Regions from separate parts of the Homo sapiens genome. Here all the other regions are linked to region 3. The links are chromatin loops, found by intact Hi-C in ENCODE. Cell type or tissue: mammary epithelial cell. All regions are shown on one strand. Each heading gives the region's core, and the rest is flanking DNA. Links, peaks and the distances in the headings are about the cores only.

Region 1 (5,833 bases), core at 316-5,315, 150 kb after region 3:
GACCAGATTCAGCCTGATGATCCCATGGCCCTGCTTAAGGCAACAGACTGGCATCTTTTTCCATTCAGTCATTGGCTGTGGTCCACCCCTGAGGGTGGACATCATCTCAGGCATTCTCCTGCAGGAAAGCGCAATTGCAGTTGTAAGCAGATAGCAGCCAACACTCAGGGAAGCCAGGGGATGTGTACCTTGGCCCTTGGGATGTAGGCAAGGCATTAACAATTCTACTAGATCTACCTTAAGAACTTGTTTTAGCTATTCCTTCTGCCTGAAGCATGCTCCTTCTAGATCTGCATGTTTCTAGCTTCTCATTATCATTTTCATCTTGGTTTAAATATCTTTTCTGAGTGGCCATGCTTGACCACCTAGCTAAAGTAGCTACTCTGACACACTGCCCTTCCAGTTAGTCAATATCATTATCTGATAATATCCTTTTTCACTGTCTGAAATCATATTTTTTATTTAACGTTCATGTGCATGTTTATTGGCTGTCTCTCCTACTACAATGTAAAGTCCAGGAGACCAAGAATTCAGTCTTATTTGCCAATTTAGTGGTAAAGTAAAAATACTCTGAAGTGAGACTTCCAAGTTCAATTTCTGACTCCACTATTTAATAGCTATATAAGCTTGAGCAAGTTAAGTAACTACTTATAAGTCATTGTGTTGCTGACTCCCATCCTTCAGATTAATTGGGTCATTTGGAGGATTAAATAAGTTAATGCAAGCAAAGTGCTTGGAATACTGTCTGATACATGTTAATTATTCAGTAGATGCTAGCCCATGAGATGTGCCTGGTATATGAGTGAATGAATGAATGGATGGGTAGATGAATGAATGAATGAATGAATGACTTCCTTGGCAACTCAAGCTGCCATTCTGCTCCACCTATATGGTTTATAGCAGAGGCCACTGCCATTTCCTTGACTTTTACCCTTTAAGGCTTCAAACATTCTTATTCTCTTTCTCAGCCATCAGTAGGCATCTAAAGTACCCAAATTAATTTTTGTTTCTCAGTGATTCTTGGAACCACCCAATACTCCCATCTCGACCATACTCATTGCAAGTCTGTAGACTTGAAGGCTTAATTTCCTGGGCAGCAGCATGCTAAATTCTGGAGGCAAGGCTCTAGTCCCACAGTCACAAGCACTCACTGTTCCACCAACAACTCTTTCCCATCGCTTTGCTCAGGCCACCCTTGCCATGTAATCCAAAAAGCTGGCTGCATCAAGACGAAAGGAAGTTTTCAGTAAGCTTCAGCCACCAAATGAACTGTGGTTTTGTCTGTGGCCTGGATGAAATGGATAAAGGTGCAATTAGTTCAATTCTCCTCTGAAAGGCAGAGTTTATGGGAAGTAAGAAGCAGGGGCAGTCGTTAAGCAAATATAAACTGACCGCGTTCTGTTGAGCAGGCACTGTGGGGAACATGAACCGTATCATAGGAGGAGACGAAGAATAAAAGACACAGTTCAGAAAGCAGTTGCCCTGAGAGGGGATAATTTTATTGACCTAAATTTTTCTTAAGGAGGCTTTTGTATTTTTTTGGGTGAAAAGGTCGGATAAGACATTTAGGATTAGTGGAAAGGCATCAAGAACAAGCCTAACCTTCCATTATGGGAAGACCAGGCAATGTATTTGTCATTGAAGGGGGAGAAAAAGAGCAGTGCAAACAGAAATAGGAGAGGGAAGTTAGAAGGCAGAGGGAAGACAGAGGCATCTTGAAGAGCTGTAATTGTGTTGCTTACTCCCATTCTTCTATAAGGTGGCTAAATTCAACAATGCCTGGAGTGAGGGGAGGTTTTGTAGAAAGCAGTGAAGTGTCTGGGTTTCTGGACCAGCAGACTTTAAATGATCTAGAGACCACACCTACCCAGTAGGCCAGAGGAGATGGGAGGTAAAGGAGCCTCAGGCAAGCTTGGCTTTTGTGGAGGCCATGAGATGGGGTTTGGCCGAAATTAACCCAGATCTCCAATGAATCAAGAGGGTTCAGCAAACACCCTAGCAGCATCTAGATACTCTCCGACTCAGGGAGATGTTTAAGGGCAGACACCCACATCCCAGTGTCCATCCCTGTGGCCCCATTTTCAAACCGGGTCTAGAATCTTCCTCATCAATCATATACCCAAATCTAAGCTAATGAACAATTTTAAGCAGTGGCTGAGGCTCAGAAATAACATGTAGAAGGGCAGGCCCATGGAGATCATCCAGCATCTCTTCTTCTGCATAATCTTCCAGGGTGATTTCATTCACTCTCTTGGTGTCAGATCTCGTCTGTAGTCTGGAGAATCTTTAGCCCAGATCCCCCCTTAAGAGCTGTTGTGTGTAGCAGCCACTAGCCACATGTGGCTATTGAGCACTAGAAATGCAGCTAGTATGACTGAGCAACTGCATTTTAAAAATTGTATTTCATTTTCATTTATTTTGATTTTTTAAAAATTATACTCAATTTAATTATTGGAACACCTTTAATAATGTTTGGAACAATTTAGGTATGTAAATCTACTTTTAAAAAATTTTTCATTTTGATTTTTGTGGGTACATAGTAGGTGTATAAATTTATGGGGTACATGAGATGTTTTGATAAGGCATGCAATGTGAACTAATCACATCATGTGAACTAATCACATCACGTGAAATAATCACATCATGTAAAATGGGGTATCTACTCCCTTAAGCATTTATCCTTTGTGTTACAAACAATCCAAATCTACTTTTACAACTATCAATTTTTCATACGAATGAAAACTTAACATCCAAATTGAGAGGCTCTGTAAATGTAAAATATAAATTGGATTTAGATGATTTAGTATCAAAATGTCTAGTTTTCATTAATAATTTTATATTGATTAAATGCTGACATATTATTTTGGATATATTGAGTTAAATTAAAACAGTATTAACATTAATTTCACCTGTTTCTTTTTATTTGTCTTGATGTGGCTACTAGAACACTTAGAACTCCATACATGGCTCACATCATATTCCACTGGACAGCACTGCTCTGGAACCATATGGCCACATCCCCCCTTAGGTTATTCACAAGTACCTCAAACTAACATATGCAAATTATCATATGCAAAATTACATTATCTGTTGTCTCCCATCTCACCCCCAACCTCTTCCTCCTCTAGAATTCCTTAAATGCCTTCATTCATCAGATTACATTGGAAAATAATCTGAGAGTTATTCTTGATGCTTCAAAGTCAGTACCACCTTCAGTAGCATGTAGCTTATGCACTCCATAAGGGCAAGGGCAGTATCTGTCCATCTGTCTACACTTAGCCAAATGCAGCGTGTGGTAAGACCTCAATAAAGACTTTCTAAAAGAACGAATGAGCAAACAAGTGAAGGGGTGACTCATCTCTGGCATTGCTGAGAAGACAAAGCACGCATAGCACAGTTAAGCAGAAAAGAGACATTCCAGTGTGCTCCCTAGAACAGCTGGCCTTGAGGAAGAAAGTCAAAGTCCCGCCTACAAAGCCACAGAGCAGTGACATGAAAACTGAGGCTCCAGCAGCCCCTCTATACAGGGGGGTCTGGAGATAACCAAAGCAATCAGGGCCTTCCCTATGAATTAAGGACATTTGGAGGCGGGTGGGGGAGTTAGCTTCCTGGAACCACACCCTACTCAGCTTTACAACGTGGCCTCTTTGCTGTAAAAGCTGGAAGGGGAATTACAGAGACAACAAATCTAGGTCAGCAAGAATCATGGACAGACTAAGTAGGGAGTGGACAGCCTCCCTGAGTGCCAATTAAACTAGAGCAATGACCAGTTAACAAGTACAACTAAAGAATAGGCTGAAAAAAGTCAGGCTTGTTCCAGAAAGTCTAGCGGCCTAAACACCATCCCAGAGCAATAATAGCAGTGGGAATAGCCATTGACATCAATTTATACAGCACATACGATGTACCAGGAGCTACTTTAAATACTCCTTTCTTCTCACACTCTCTCTCTGTATGTATACATGTATATGGTGTGTGTATATGTGTGTGTGTGTGCTAGCTTCAGTCTTCATAGCAACCCTATACAGTTGTTATCATTATCATTCCCATTTCACAGATGACCTAAAAGAGATGTGGCTCTGGGATTCAAACCCAGGCCATCAGTTACAAAGTCTTCATTTGTAACTATCACGCCATTCTGTCAACCACAGATCAGGGAAAGGAGGGATCAAATCCTAATTTCTGGAACACCAGGTAAGATTGTGGTCCATCTGCTCAGTGTTCTGATGAGTTTATCCAAGGAGCATATTTGGGACTAAGAGAAGAAATAGGCATTATTCTCTTCTCTGACACTAGCCACGTTCATTCACTTCTGCATTAAACGTGTATATTTTTTAAGCTCTCTCTTACCTGTGTTTCTATTTATCCTAGTCTCTTCTTGAGACAAGGACTTCTCTTCTACTCTTCGCTACTACTGCAAGATTGGAAGATCTTAAGGAAAACTGGTGTATTTGGAGGGCAGAGATTCTGCATTAATGGAGAGTTAGGTTGGCTCTGCTATTTCTGCCTCCTTGTGCCTTAAACTGAGGAATGGATCCAGCTAAGCACAACTTTGTAAAAGAGCATGGAGCAGGGCCCTCAATCAACGAAGCTGGGGGGCAAGAGGAAAGTAGGGACACGGGGAGCTAACATTGTGTGATGATATTTGCAGTGGTTTTAGACAAACTAAATAACACCAAAAAAAGAGGAAACGATACAACTTCTGACAATGTCACTATCCTCACATTAACTTTTTTGGAAAGAGAGACATAGAAGGGAATGATACAGAAGAGAATGATAGACTTACTCTGTTTTGCTCATCACATAAACACAAGAATAAGGGTGGGAGATTGTTTAAGGAAGGAAGATTGCAAGTCAAAAAGGGGGAAATTTTTCTAGCCATAAAAACGCGTCAAAATTGAATCATCTCTTTTGTATGGTTTTGAACTCCAGTTTGGGGAAGAGACCTCAACCAAAGACTATTGACCACTGGAATTTGAGTTTGAGATTGATGACCATTTAATCCCAACTCTAAGATTTTATGCCCTGAATGTTACCAATATATTTTCTATTAAGATATAACTTATACAACATGAAAGTTACCATTTTAAAGCGTACAATTCAATTATGTATAGTATATTTGTAGAGTCATACAAACATCACCATTTTCCAATCCCAGAATATTTTTATGAAGCCAAAAAGAAGCTTTATATATTAGCAGTCACTCCTAATTCCTCCTCCCTCAATTCCTGGCAACCATTAATCTACTCCTTGTCTCTATGGATTTGCCTATTCTAGACATTTAAGTCATATAATATGAGGTCTTTTTTGTCTGGCTTCTTTCACATAGCATAAGACTTTCACGATTCACTCATGTAGTAGCATGAATCAGTATTTCATTCATTTTTACGGCTGAATAATTTTCCATCATACGGATATACCATATTTGGTATATCCATTCATTTGGTAGTGGATATTTGGGTTGTTTCATTTTTTAGCTGTTATGAATAATCCCACTATAAACATTTATGTACAAGTTTTTGTGTGAACATGTGTTTTCATTTCTCTGTGGTATACACCTAGGAGTGGAATTGCTTACTTGCACAATAACTCAATTTTTTAACTTTCTGAGGAGCTGCCAAACTGTTTTCCAAAGCAGCTGTACCATTTTACATTCCCACCAGCAATGTATGAGGGTTCCCACTTCTCCACATCTTAGCTAACAGTCAGTATTGTCTGTTTTATTACAGCCATCCCAGTAGATGTGAAGTGGTATTTCCTTGTGGTTTTGATTTGCATTTTCCTAATGACTAATGATGTTGAGCATCTTTCCATATGCTTATGGACCATTTGT
Region 2 (5,833 bases), core at 316-5,315, 82 kb after region 3:
ATTTTTAGATCACCTGTGAGAATTTTGCATGAGCCTGAAAGGAAAGAGGTTTTGAATCACTCAGTCTCATAAGAATTTTGTAAGATTTTCTTGAATTTACAAAAAATAAACTGCAAGCATACTATTTCTGGAATGATAGTAGGATATGTAACCTTGAAATTTCATGGACACTTCCTCATATCCCTACAGATTGTCTTTTCAGCTACCTGCTATTTCAAAGTAGTAATTCATTAAAAGATTGAATTATAACTCCTGTAATATTTGTGACAATGGATAAAAACATTCCCGTTACATAATTTTATATGAATTAAATTGAAGTCCTGCTCAAAAGAATCTGAAATTCTTTTGATAGGTGCTGATAGAATTAGAGATTTTAAAAGTAAACACATTTTTAGTCTGCTTTTACTTCATAAATTACTCTAAATAAAGCTGATTCAACCTTTTTTAATTCACCTAACAAAAAAAAGGTTGTCTTTGTATATTTATCACTCAGTCTTGTTAGAACATGTTACTAGTTAGCATAGTTTTCTGAGGACTACTTCAAGATAATTTCATAACTTTTAGCTCAGTTTTCACATTTTTTTCATTTTTCTTGAGCAAGAAGAAAAGAATCAAGTCAGGAGTCCTATGCATTATGGGGCCCAAAAGGGAGGTTTTAAATATACACAAGTGATATACAAACATATTTGTCCTTTCATTCATTATTTATTCTTTCAGTAGATACTTACCGAGGATCTAGCACCTGAGTGCTACACCAGGTGCTGGGAGACTCTGATGTACGAAATTGACAGAGACTGGGTAGCACTCAGGTAACTTCCATTTTCATGGGGCTTTAAAGGGTGCATACAGATGATTAACAAACTAATTAACAAAACAATAAACAAATTAAGTAATAAAAATATTAAATGTCTTTATAGAAAATTAAAGATATATGGACTTTATTTGGATTCTGATTGGAAAGCCAACTGTAAAAGACATTTTTGAGACAATCAAGGAAAACTGAACACCAACTGCATATTCGATGATGCTAAAGAATTAATATTAATTGTGTTATGTGATAGTGTTTTTGTGCTGATGCTAAAAAGAACATATAAATAATGTCCACCAGCTTCATCCATATTGTTGCAAATGGCAGGATATTCTTTCTTAAGGTCTAATAATATTCCATTGCATATACATACCAAAATTTCTTTGTCCTTGAGGACTATAGTTAATAATATTGTATTATACACTGAAAACTTGCTAAAGGGGTAGATTTTATAGTAGATTTTATGTTGTTACCACAAAAAGAAAAAGGCAACCTGAGGTAATGGATTTGTTAATTCGCTTGACTGATGCTTGAGCATCCTTCCTGCTTCCTGACACCTCTCTTTCCCTCTCGAGCATCCCATGCTTTTTAGGAAACAAACTGGACTCTTGGGTTACTAGTCATGCTGATGTTCTTTCCTATCCACCCACCTTTCCAAACAGAATGAAATGAAATGAAACACTCCATGATATAGAAAGGCAGAAAGAACTGAAAACCAGCTGGCTCATTATTTCCCTCCACAAACCAGGGAAGGGCACAAATAAACAAACACAATATTGCTGATGGGAAGCCAATGTAGCCTGGGCCTGGTTTTCTCCAAGAAGTGACCTCCTCTAGCAAATTAAATGCCCGGAGCCTCCCAATCTCATCTGGTCCTGATTTTCAATCAACAGTAAACTGATATCTTTTTTTTTCACTTTCATTATAGCTTGTTTTCATCTAGTTTATATTTCCAAACGTACTGGTTTTCAAGCCTGAACTGTCATATTAAACACACACACACACACACTCAAAAAAAGTGCAGGCTAGGTGACCCAGTGGCACCAGGGACGGGGCCCAGCCCTTGGCTTGTGGGAACTCCTTGGAGGTTTTCTTTTCTCTGAGCTAATCTAATTGGGAGCCACCAAGTTGTTGGATAGGATGGAAACTGAAGGAGCCCGAACTCCCTTTCTTACCCCTGTATGGGGTGCCATGCTGAGAAGGGAGAGAAGAGGATGGAAGAATCCCTAGAGATCTCTGCACACTGTGCACTCAGGCCTATTCTAGCAAGGGCACCAAGGAACTTTGAGGGAGTGGAAGGTTGGACAGAGGGGTGGCCAGTCTTACAGCAGAGATTTGTAAACCTGCCTGATGATGGAGAAAAGGGCTGACTCTCCCAGCTAGTGAGAGTGGAGGCTCATGTTTTGTGCACAGAAGGGAACAGCCAAAACCCTTCCCTCTGACTAAGTCTCAAAATAATTAGTCAGCAAATGGAATGAACACAATCGGGAATGAGTTATGAATATTCTCAGCACCCACCCGAGGTGCTTGGACAACACACCCTTCAGCACGACAAAAGCCCTTGATGGTGACCCTCATGGACCTCCGCCAGGCCTCCAGCTGCACCATTATCAGAGGATCTGAGCTCATTCCCTTGGGCAGGTGCCTCCCTCCTCTGAGCTCTCTGCAACTGGGTCAAGGCAGTCTTTCCTCCCCACTGCAAAGGGTATGACATTAGCATGGGTTGCGGGGAGTGGTAGGCACAGGGGCCCAGGCAGCCCTCAAGTCTGGAAGAAGATGTGGTGAATTTGGATTCATCATCACACAGCCTCCATTTGCTTTAGCTCCTATGTACAGTTCCAAGATGGCTTTTTCCTTTGCAGAAATGATTCAGAACATTCTTTTCTTCCAAGTTTAACTTTTCATGTAGCAGCATAAAAACATAAATCTTTGAAGTGTTGGCCTTCACGGTGTTTCTCTGAATTTTCTTTCCTCCTGGTTGATTCCAAGGCTCATTCTTTCTTCTTCTCTCCACCTCTTTTGCCAAGGTTCTTTCCATCCCTGGATGGCAGCCCTCTCCCTTCTAAGGATGCTTCAGATCTTCGCTTCCTGGTCTCTTCTTGAAGCTTCCATTTCCGTCTGGTATCAAGTTCAGAGGTCACAAAATTTTCTCCAGTTGCCATCTTTTAGTAAATGCCTTTGGTAATCTGACCATTCTCTCTTGCTCTATTTTCTCCATTTTCATACACACACACACACACACACACACACACACCCCTCCCTTTACCAATCTCTCTCCCTGCATTTTTCCCTCCTCTCCCCTTGATCTTCAGAAACACAGGGCAGCACATGCCATGCAGAATAGACCTAAATATCATGTAAGAGAAATTTGTCTCATCATGAAATAGTGGAAAAAAATAATACCAGACATCAAGAATATGAGTTCTTTATAATAAGTAGTAAAACTAAGTTTTCAGCCTCTGTTAGATATTGTGCTTTAGAGGAATTATCTGTTTCTCAAGTAATTCTGTGGGCAAGAAACCATATCATGTCCATTTGGGGATTCAGAGAGGTTAAGCAATTAGGCTGAAGTCACATGGATAGCAGGTGATGCAGTCAGAATTCCAATCCCAGCAGCCAAACTTCAGGTTCTTACTTTAAAGACACGTTATGTTAACACATTTTATGTTAACTCCTCCTCCCTCTCGAAAGTTTGGGAAAGGAGCTGGTAAACTTTCCTCTGGAGCTGAGCATAAGTTGCCTATGACCACAATTTGGCTTAGTGCTTGTGATCTGAGAAACGTTTAGAGTTCTGTTGCACAGAGGTACCCTGTTCTGTAAGGAATCCAGACATCTGCCTCCTAATAGAGAAGCCATTCTTGGCTGCATTTGGGCATGGGGCTTTTAAGAATCCCAATGCCCAGTTCACACCCCAGTTAGATTACATCAGAATGCCTGGGGTTGGGAGAGGCAGAACCTAGGCATCAGTATTTCTTAAATCTTCTCTGGTGATTCCAATGTGCTGCCAAGAATGAGAATCACTAACTTAGTGAAACATCAGGCAACATCAAGCAAATTAAGAAGCTTCTTTTCATGAGTGGCAGAGCTATCCCTAAATCTCTGAAGTCATAGTATTAAGTAATCAAATTCATGATCTTCCTCTATAACAAGTAAGCTAGGGAGAAACCTGCCTCACAGTATCCAAAATTGTACATGGCTGTAAAAAATATAATTTTGATCTTGAAATCCAGAAGACATGGGTTTGGGTTCTGTCTTGGTCTGTTTAGGCCACTGCGAGGAAATAACATAAACTGGGTAGCTTATAAACAACAGAGATGTGTTGCTCAGACTTCTGAAGACTGGGAAGCCCAAGATCAAGGCGTCAGCAGATTTCGTGCCTGGTGAGGGCCCACTTTCTGACTCATAGATGGTGCTTTCTTGCTGTGTCCTCACACAGTGGAAGGGACAAAGAGGGCATTAATCCCATTCATGAGGGCTCTGCCCTCATGACCTAACCACTTCCGAAAAGCCCCACCTCCAAATACTATCACATTGGTGATTGGTTTCAACATTTAATTTTGGAGGGACACAAACATTCAGACCACATCAGGTTCCATCACTCTTGTCATGCGTTAGCTGTGTGACTTTTTAAAATTGCAGCAAAATACACGTAACCCAAAATTTACCATCTTAACTATTTTTAACCGTATAGTTCAGTGGTATTAATTACACTCACATTTTTGTGCAACCATCACCACCTTCCATCTCTAGAACTCTTTTTATCTACAAAATTAAAACTCTATATCCATTAAACAACCCCCTATTTTTCCTCTCTCCAGTCCCTGGCAACCACTATTCTATTTTCTGTCTCCATGAGTTTGACTACTATAGGTTTCTCATATAAGGAGAATCATGTAGTATTTGACCTTTTGTGACTGGCTTATTTCACTTAGCATCATGTCCTCAAGTTTTATCTGTGTTGTAGCATATGTCAGAATTTTCTTCCTTTTTAAGGCTGCGTAATATTCCATTGTTTTCATACACTATATTTTGTCAATCTATTCATCTATTGATGGGCATTTAGGTTGCTTCCACATTTCGGCTGTCGTGAATAATGCTGCTATGAACATGAGTGTACAAATATCTCCCTGAGACCCTATTCTTAATTATGTTGTATATATATTCAGAAGTAGAATTATTGGGTCATGGGCTGTATGATTTTAGGCTATGCATTTAAATCTCTCTGGGCATCTATTTCTTCATCAGTAAAATGTATGTTTATTAAACGTGGTTCTAGGTGATAGGGATACCACAATGAACAAGACAGGCAACGTTCCTGTCTAGAAGGAACAATTTCTACTTCCAGGTACCATAAAATGAATGAGATGATTAAGGTTTTCTGACTTTCATTGAAGATTTGACCCACAAAGGTTTGATCTTCTCACTAGGTGTTAAGGACTTTTATATCAAGAAACAAAAAGTAGTTCAACTGGGAGTTTAAGAGTGATGAGGCCGGGTGTGGTGGCTCACACCTGTAATCCCAGCAATTTGGGAGGCTGAGACAGGTGGATCTCCTGAGTTACCTGAATTCAGGAGTTCTAGACCAGCCTGGCCAGCCTGGTCAACATGGTGAAACCCCGTCTCTACTAAAAATACAAAAAAAAAATTAGCCAGGCATGGTAGTGGGCACCTGTAATCCCAGCTACTCAGGAGGCTGAGACAGGAGAATCTCTTGAACCCGGGAGGCGGAGGTTGCAGTGAGCCAAGATTGCACCATCGCACTCTCTAGCCTGTGCAACAAGAGTGAAACTCCATCTCAAAAAGAAAACCAAAAAAAAGTGGTGAATGCAGAAGGAAGAAGGGCTACTGTTTTATCTTTGAAGAAGGAAAACCTGGGTCCTGGAGTTGTGGCTGGATGAGGAAACTGCCAGTCCCAGCCATGTTTTCCCATGGGCTTGGCTTAGCAAGAATTCATTCCAGGACTTAATTAGACATTTCAAAAACCTTTTCTCAAGGAGAAAGATAAAAAAAAAAAAAAAATCCCAA
Region 3 (5,833 bases), core at 414-5,413:
TATTTTATTGTATATAAATTATACTTTAATAAGGTGATTTTAAATCTCATAATTAAATGGGTAGTCACCAAAGCTTTCCAGAACTTTGACAAGGAAATGAACAATGGATGATTTGTTGCTCCATGACTTCTCCTTCCCGCACTATGTTAGACATCAACTGAGGTTTCAGGAAGTGAGCCCTTCCATTCTCTATTTATCCTGTAATGGACAAACTGTGGAACACCTATCTCGACTTGTTGGTGTAGCAGTGGTAAGACAGCCTTCTTCTGAATTCTATGCTTTCCAGCCATAACCAGAGTTTTGTGTTATCATATATACTCAACAGAGGTCCATAATTAAGAATCCCTTGGGAGAAATTTCCAGAAAAAAACAAAAGGAAAGGAAAGAAAACCAAAACACTATTTTGAAGCCACCGTGCAAAAGAATACATCAAAAAAGGCAGTTAATAACTTTATTCAGAAAAATCAAGACAGAGAGATAGCCTGGTCTGGAAGGCATTCAGTTCAGAAACTTAAGATTAGAGACTTAATCGTTTTTCAAATATATACAAGGTGAGGGGATAAACATTCAATATATTTTGCAGTAGCTCTTCTGTCTTCCACTGGGAAAAAGAGAGCCCAGGCTTAAAGAAATTGCAGCTAATATTTCACATGGGTTTTTTTTATACCTGTTGTCTTGCAGTACAAGTTACCACCACTGAAAAACAGAAGAAAATGGAGAAAAAAAGAAGAAGAAGAAAAACCCAGAGATACTTCTTCCAAAATTTACAGTCTTACTATTTAAGACTGGCAAAAGCAATCTTTGATGAAAGAAGTTGATCCCAAACTGTAGCCTGTTTGAGAATTACCTGGAAGGCTTGTTAAAACCTGTTAAAAGCCCAGCCCCAGAATTTCTGGTTCAGTAAGTGTGCTTCTCTCAGAGGTCCTCAAGTGATGCTTATGTTGCTGATCCAGGGACCACACTTTACAAACCACCGTGGTAGGTTAATGGGCACTGGTTTCCCTAACACTAACTCCTCCATTCCTCCTCTTTCCAACCGAGATGGTAACAGGCCCTTCTTTGTAATAAAGATTAGGCAATAACTCCCTGATTTTGAGACACAGAAGGAATTGCTGAATATAGGAAGGGGGCCTGCCATTGTTGGAGACTTCTAGTTCTACAAGAAACAAGTTTGGCCTCTGAAGACAGACTGTAGATTTGTGAAGAGTATTCCTGCAGAAACCCCCTCTCCCAGCCACAATTCACCAAGAGGATGCCTTCTAATCTCCAAACCCTTGAATGATGTAAAGAATACAAAAACAGGGGAGGGGAGAAGGTCCCACTGTAGTGGGAATTCTGAATATTGCTGAGAAAATTGTGAAAGTAGATGGAGATTATCTGGGGAACTCACAGATGAAATTCTGGGTGGCTCCGTGCCAGAAAAAATAACCCATTACAATTAAAAACAAGTTAAATCAAACTGTCTGGGCTTAATTGAGCCTACTCTGAAAGTTTCTCTTCAACAAACATGGTGCTTTCAGTAGGTGAGAATGAAATTGTCCAGTCCCTTGAAACTAATTTAAACCCCCACCTCTTCCACCCTTCAGGCAAGGGATGCAAGGCTTTTTCTGAGTGAGTGGATGTTGCAAAGTGAAGAGGACAATTCCAGGGATTCAAAATATCACCCAACTCATACACAAGGCAATACCTACTTGTAGCCAACCAATATCAGACTTTGTTATAATTGCAAGGGCTAGTTCCATGGAGATGCTACAGAACTAGCAGCACATATGTGATTGCAAAACCTAGTGCTGACATTGTACTAACACACATACACACACAACTCTAGAGCAATGTCTGAAAACTAACTTGGGACAGTTGGGAAAATGGTTTCCAGAAAAATCTCAGGAGACCTGAAACATCTATGCAGATAATCAGTACCTACCACTTAAAAACTCATCTTATCCTTCTTGTTCACGTCTTATTTCTCTTTATTGTTTTCAAGTCCTGCTTTATATTAATCCAATGACATCTGTGCAAAGGAGTCAGAGGAGTCATAGGGAGTGAAAGGTGGCCAGGAAGACAGCAATGCTCAAAGGCCACTTGGACTTGGCTTGAGCCCACATCTCCCCTGAGGCCTCTATTCATGCCCATACTCCTTAGATTCTGAGCACATGCATGAACAGGCAGACAAACGCTAAAGGCCATAAATAAGCTAAGATTAATAAAATTTTTTAGAGGAAATGGAGAAGAGTGAGAGAAAGCTGCATGTCTTCAAAATCAGAGAAGCAAATAAACAGAACTGTTCTGCCAATGTTTGCTTTCCCCTCTGGCTGTCAGAGGTTGCAGCCCAGGCCTGAACTTGCCGGGACGAGGGTGGCTCTTGGTGGCTCAGCCTGTGTCCAGAGGATTTGTCGATTAGTCACAAACTTGGTCTCCCTGTGTGTCTGAGAAAGAGCCATGACTCATCTTGACAACTGTCAGTATATTACCTCAAATGGGCACAGGGAGAGATGAGCAACCTGGTGCCGGAAAAGAACACAAAAGGGCTGATGCCACTTCCTGCAGTATTTCAAGGTTTGGGCTAGAAGAGTTTATGTGGCAAGAATGCTAAGCTGGGAGCAGCCCCGCAGAAAATGACCGCGTCAGCACACTCAACATCCTGCCATTCAGACGTAAGAACGGGCGATGTTAGCTCAGAGGACATGAAATTTATTTCCATAAATAAAAATGTTATGTTTCTTCACATTATTCACTTTCCCCAAACAGAAATTCACACTTCAAAAAATTAGCTTTTGGTTTTAGAATTCAGTCAATTCTGCATACTCGACTCTAATATTATGATTTTTAAAAATGTACATCTACGACCCAGCAATTCCACACTTAGGAATATTCCCAAGAGAACTGCGTATATGTGTTCACTGGAAGATATGCATTAGAATGGCTCTAGCAGCATTATTCATAATAGCTCTAAATTGGAAATTCTCCAATTGCACATCAACAGTGGAACGGATAAATGATTAGTGTATATTCATGCCATTGAACTACTACACAGCAATGAGAATCTATAACCACATACAATGATATGGATGAATTCCATAAACACAGCTTTCAGGAAAAGAACCCAGACACTAGAGATTCACCTCATATAAAAATAAAAATAAGCAAAACTAACCTATTCTGCCAGAGGTCAGGAGAGAGATTACACTTGGTCAAGGTGGAAGGAGAGGAAAAGTTTCAGGAAGGAGGGGCTGAAAAAGCTGCTTCTAGTTCTCGATGTTGGTTATACATACATTCAGTTTGTAAAAGCCATCAAGCCATTTGCTTATGACAATGTCACTTCTCTGCATGTGTGTCATACTTCAATACAAAATAAGTACATTCATGCAAAACACCTATTCAGTTGTCTTTGTCAAGATTTGTAAACTAGAATGTGAATGTAGTAAGCAGTGCAAATAAATGCTGGGAAAATTTGCCACATAAACTATTCTGCTCCAATTGTCACATCAGTAAAATGGAGCAAAAGGACACGTAGCACACAGGGTTAGTTCCCTGCACAAATCATTGTCCTTTTAAGTGTCTCACACTGGCGAAGGAGCATCTTCTATCATAAGCTCCGGGAAGTGATGCATCTTTTTGCCATCCACAGAAAAAGGAAAGGACCATGTGGTATAGTATGTCTTCCTCCCAAGTTTTCCTAGGGAAAAAAAGCTACATTTATCATGAATGTCTCTTTCTTCCATCCTTAGATCCCACTCCAAAGATTAAACGTAATCAGGGGAGACATTCAATCAATAGAAAACTCATTTTGCCTAGATAAATAACAAATGGGTCAACTGAAACCCATAAATCATTGCTTAAGCCTCAGCCAAAATTGATCAGAGAAGTCTTTTCCCAAAAAGGAAAGCTTTCTTCTCTTTAAAGGGCAGCATGCTCTGGATAACAACAAAACTCTTTGACTAAACCTTCACATGAGGATGTGTTTCTGTAGAGATAGCCTAATGGAGTTGGTAAAAGGCCCACTATCCTTTGATAAGAAGTTCCAGGACTAGTGAATCACATGAATTATTTCAAGTCTCTATAATTAAAAATTCCACATAATTGAAGCATACCATTTTAAGCAAAAAAAAAATTTCACTTTAAACATGTTAAATGAAAATACCTCTAAATTATTTCAGGATTGATATTCATTTGCAAATATCACCTGGACATGAACCCCAAGGCATTAAGGACTTTTTGAGTTCAAAGCCTTAAAGGTGGCTAATCGAGCCAGGGCAGGAGGCAATCCTAAGGTTCTTTAGGCTATTTTAGCTCTTGAAATAAAATCAGTGAAAATCATAGATATAGTGGCCATGTCTTCCAATGCTGACCAATTATTGCCATAATAAGTAGCTATAAAGAAATATAAGAGGTTGTCAACTCCCACATTTTCCTTCTATAGGTGAAACAGAAGCTAATTGGTGAGCTATCCAAGATCATTCAGTAACGGGTGGCAGAGCAAGAATTAGAGCAAGGTTTCCTAACCTCCAAATTAGCCTCCATTCTGCCATAAGACATGGTCTTTCCCATGAGTCTATGAAATATTTTCCTGGACCCAGAGTGCAGAGCAGGTGTTCCCCTCAGCCTGCACTGTGGGGTAAAGAAAGAATAATGCTGGCAGAACTGGCAGAAGTGGACAGGGGGAGAACCACTATACCCCCAGACAGAAAACCAATGCAATTCTCAGACACATAGACCTCTTCATTTAATGAAAATGGATATTTCATGAACTTAGCAAATAACTGGTTTTAAAAATCAAAGAGTTTAATTTTTAAAATTTTTATATCTCAGCCTTGGGATTCTGATATGTAAAAATCCAAGAATCTTCAAAGATAGAAAACATGTACAGATATCATTAAAATGGCAGAACTCAGAATACAGAATCATGGAGCAGTGATCTCCACCAGCCCCTCAGCTAACTGCAGCTGCAAGCATGATTCTCATGCTCTCTTGAACCTAGTGTTCAACTAGTGACCCAACTTCCTCACTCATGGGGAAGGGCCATCAGCAAAAGGCACTCAGGCATGGGGGTCTGAGAAAAGATCCCACAAACTCAAAGTCATGTGAGAGACATTTCATGAAAGGATTAGGTGGGTTACCCCTGGCTTTCTTCCCCAGAGTTTATCAAGACTGATAATAAAGTAAATGCATTGTAAGCCACACATACAAGTTGTGGAGTGGAGGAAACAGAGTGACTTTTTTGTGTGTCCTGTTTTATAGGCTTTAATTAAATTATTTGTGGCCTTGGATTGGGAGCAGGACTTTGCGATTATTTTTTAATAGAATGAAAATTTATGTTGGGGCCTCTTTGTCAAAAATCACTCCTGCTGATAAATAACATGCCACACAATAATAAACTCAACATGTTCCTTTAAATTTCTACCAAGACAGACAACTTATTGGTACTTAGAAACCTCCCTGTCTTGGCTTGAACCAGGTTTATTTGATATTACACTAATTATACTACAATAAAAGAGCAGAGGCTAACTGCTGCAATAAAGTACAATTTGTGTTCAGAAACTGTATTTTTAGTTAGCATTGTCCCCACAAGGCTTATTTTTCAGAAGGAGTCTCCTGAATCATCCCATAAAATGTATTAAAGTTTTATTTTAAATTATTTTAAAGTTTCTTAAATCTTATTTTACCTATTAGCTAGTGGTGTATCCCAAACCATCCCAAAACGTAGTGTCTTTAAACAACAACTATTTATCTAGCTTACAATTCTGCAGATCAGCAATTTAGGCTGGACTCAGCTGGATGTTTCTTCTTGTCTTGGCTGGGCACCGTTATGTGTCTGTGGTCCCTGTGGTAGTCT

The links. Hi-C counts contacts between places; a loop is a spot of excess contacts. Peaks named below come from ENCODE experiments on the same cell type or tissue, not always from the same donor. Only the 100,000 strongest peaks of a DNase experiment are listed, where the experiment ranks them.
Region 1: it touches region 3 in a loop (2.3-fold over the local background); 2 of 110 quality-filtered maps call a loop at or near these places.
Region 2: a loop joins it to region 3, with 2.6 times the contacts of the local background. A loop is called at or near these places in 5 of 110 quality-filtered maps.

The regions. Positions count from the first base shown.
Region 1 is chr20:10,846,778-10,852,610 of GRCh38, reverse strand. No RefSeq gene overlaps it. Among named protein-coding and RNA genes, the nearest start is that of LINC01752, 97 kb to the right of the region's middle. In mammary epithelial cell, for the core only: no CTCF peak of the experiment used is centred there; a DNase peak (open chromatin) is centred at 3,400; H3K27ac peaks cover 1,038 bases.
Region 2 is chr20:10,916,414-10,922,246 of GRCh38, reverse strand. No RefSeq gene overlaps it. Among named protein-coding and RNA genes, the nearest start is that of LINC02871, 110 kb to the left of the region's middle. In mammary epithelial cell, for the core only: no CTCF peak of the experiment used is centred there; a DNase peak (open chromatin) is centred at 2,256; H3K27ac peaks cover 1,802 bases.
Region 3 is chr20:10,998,603-11,004,435 of GRCh38, reverse strand. No RefSeq gene overlaps it. Among named protein-coding and RNA genes, the nearest start is that of LINC02871, 25 kb to the left of the region's middle. In mammary epithelial cell, for the core only: no CTCF peak of the experiment used is centred there; a DNase peak (open chromatin) is centred at 2,445; H3K27ac peaks cover 2,763 bases.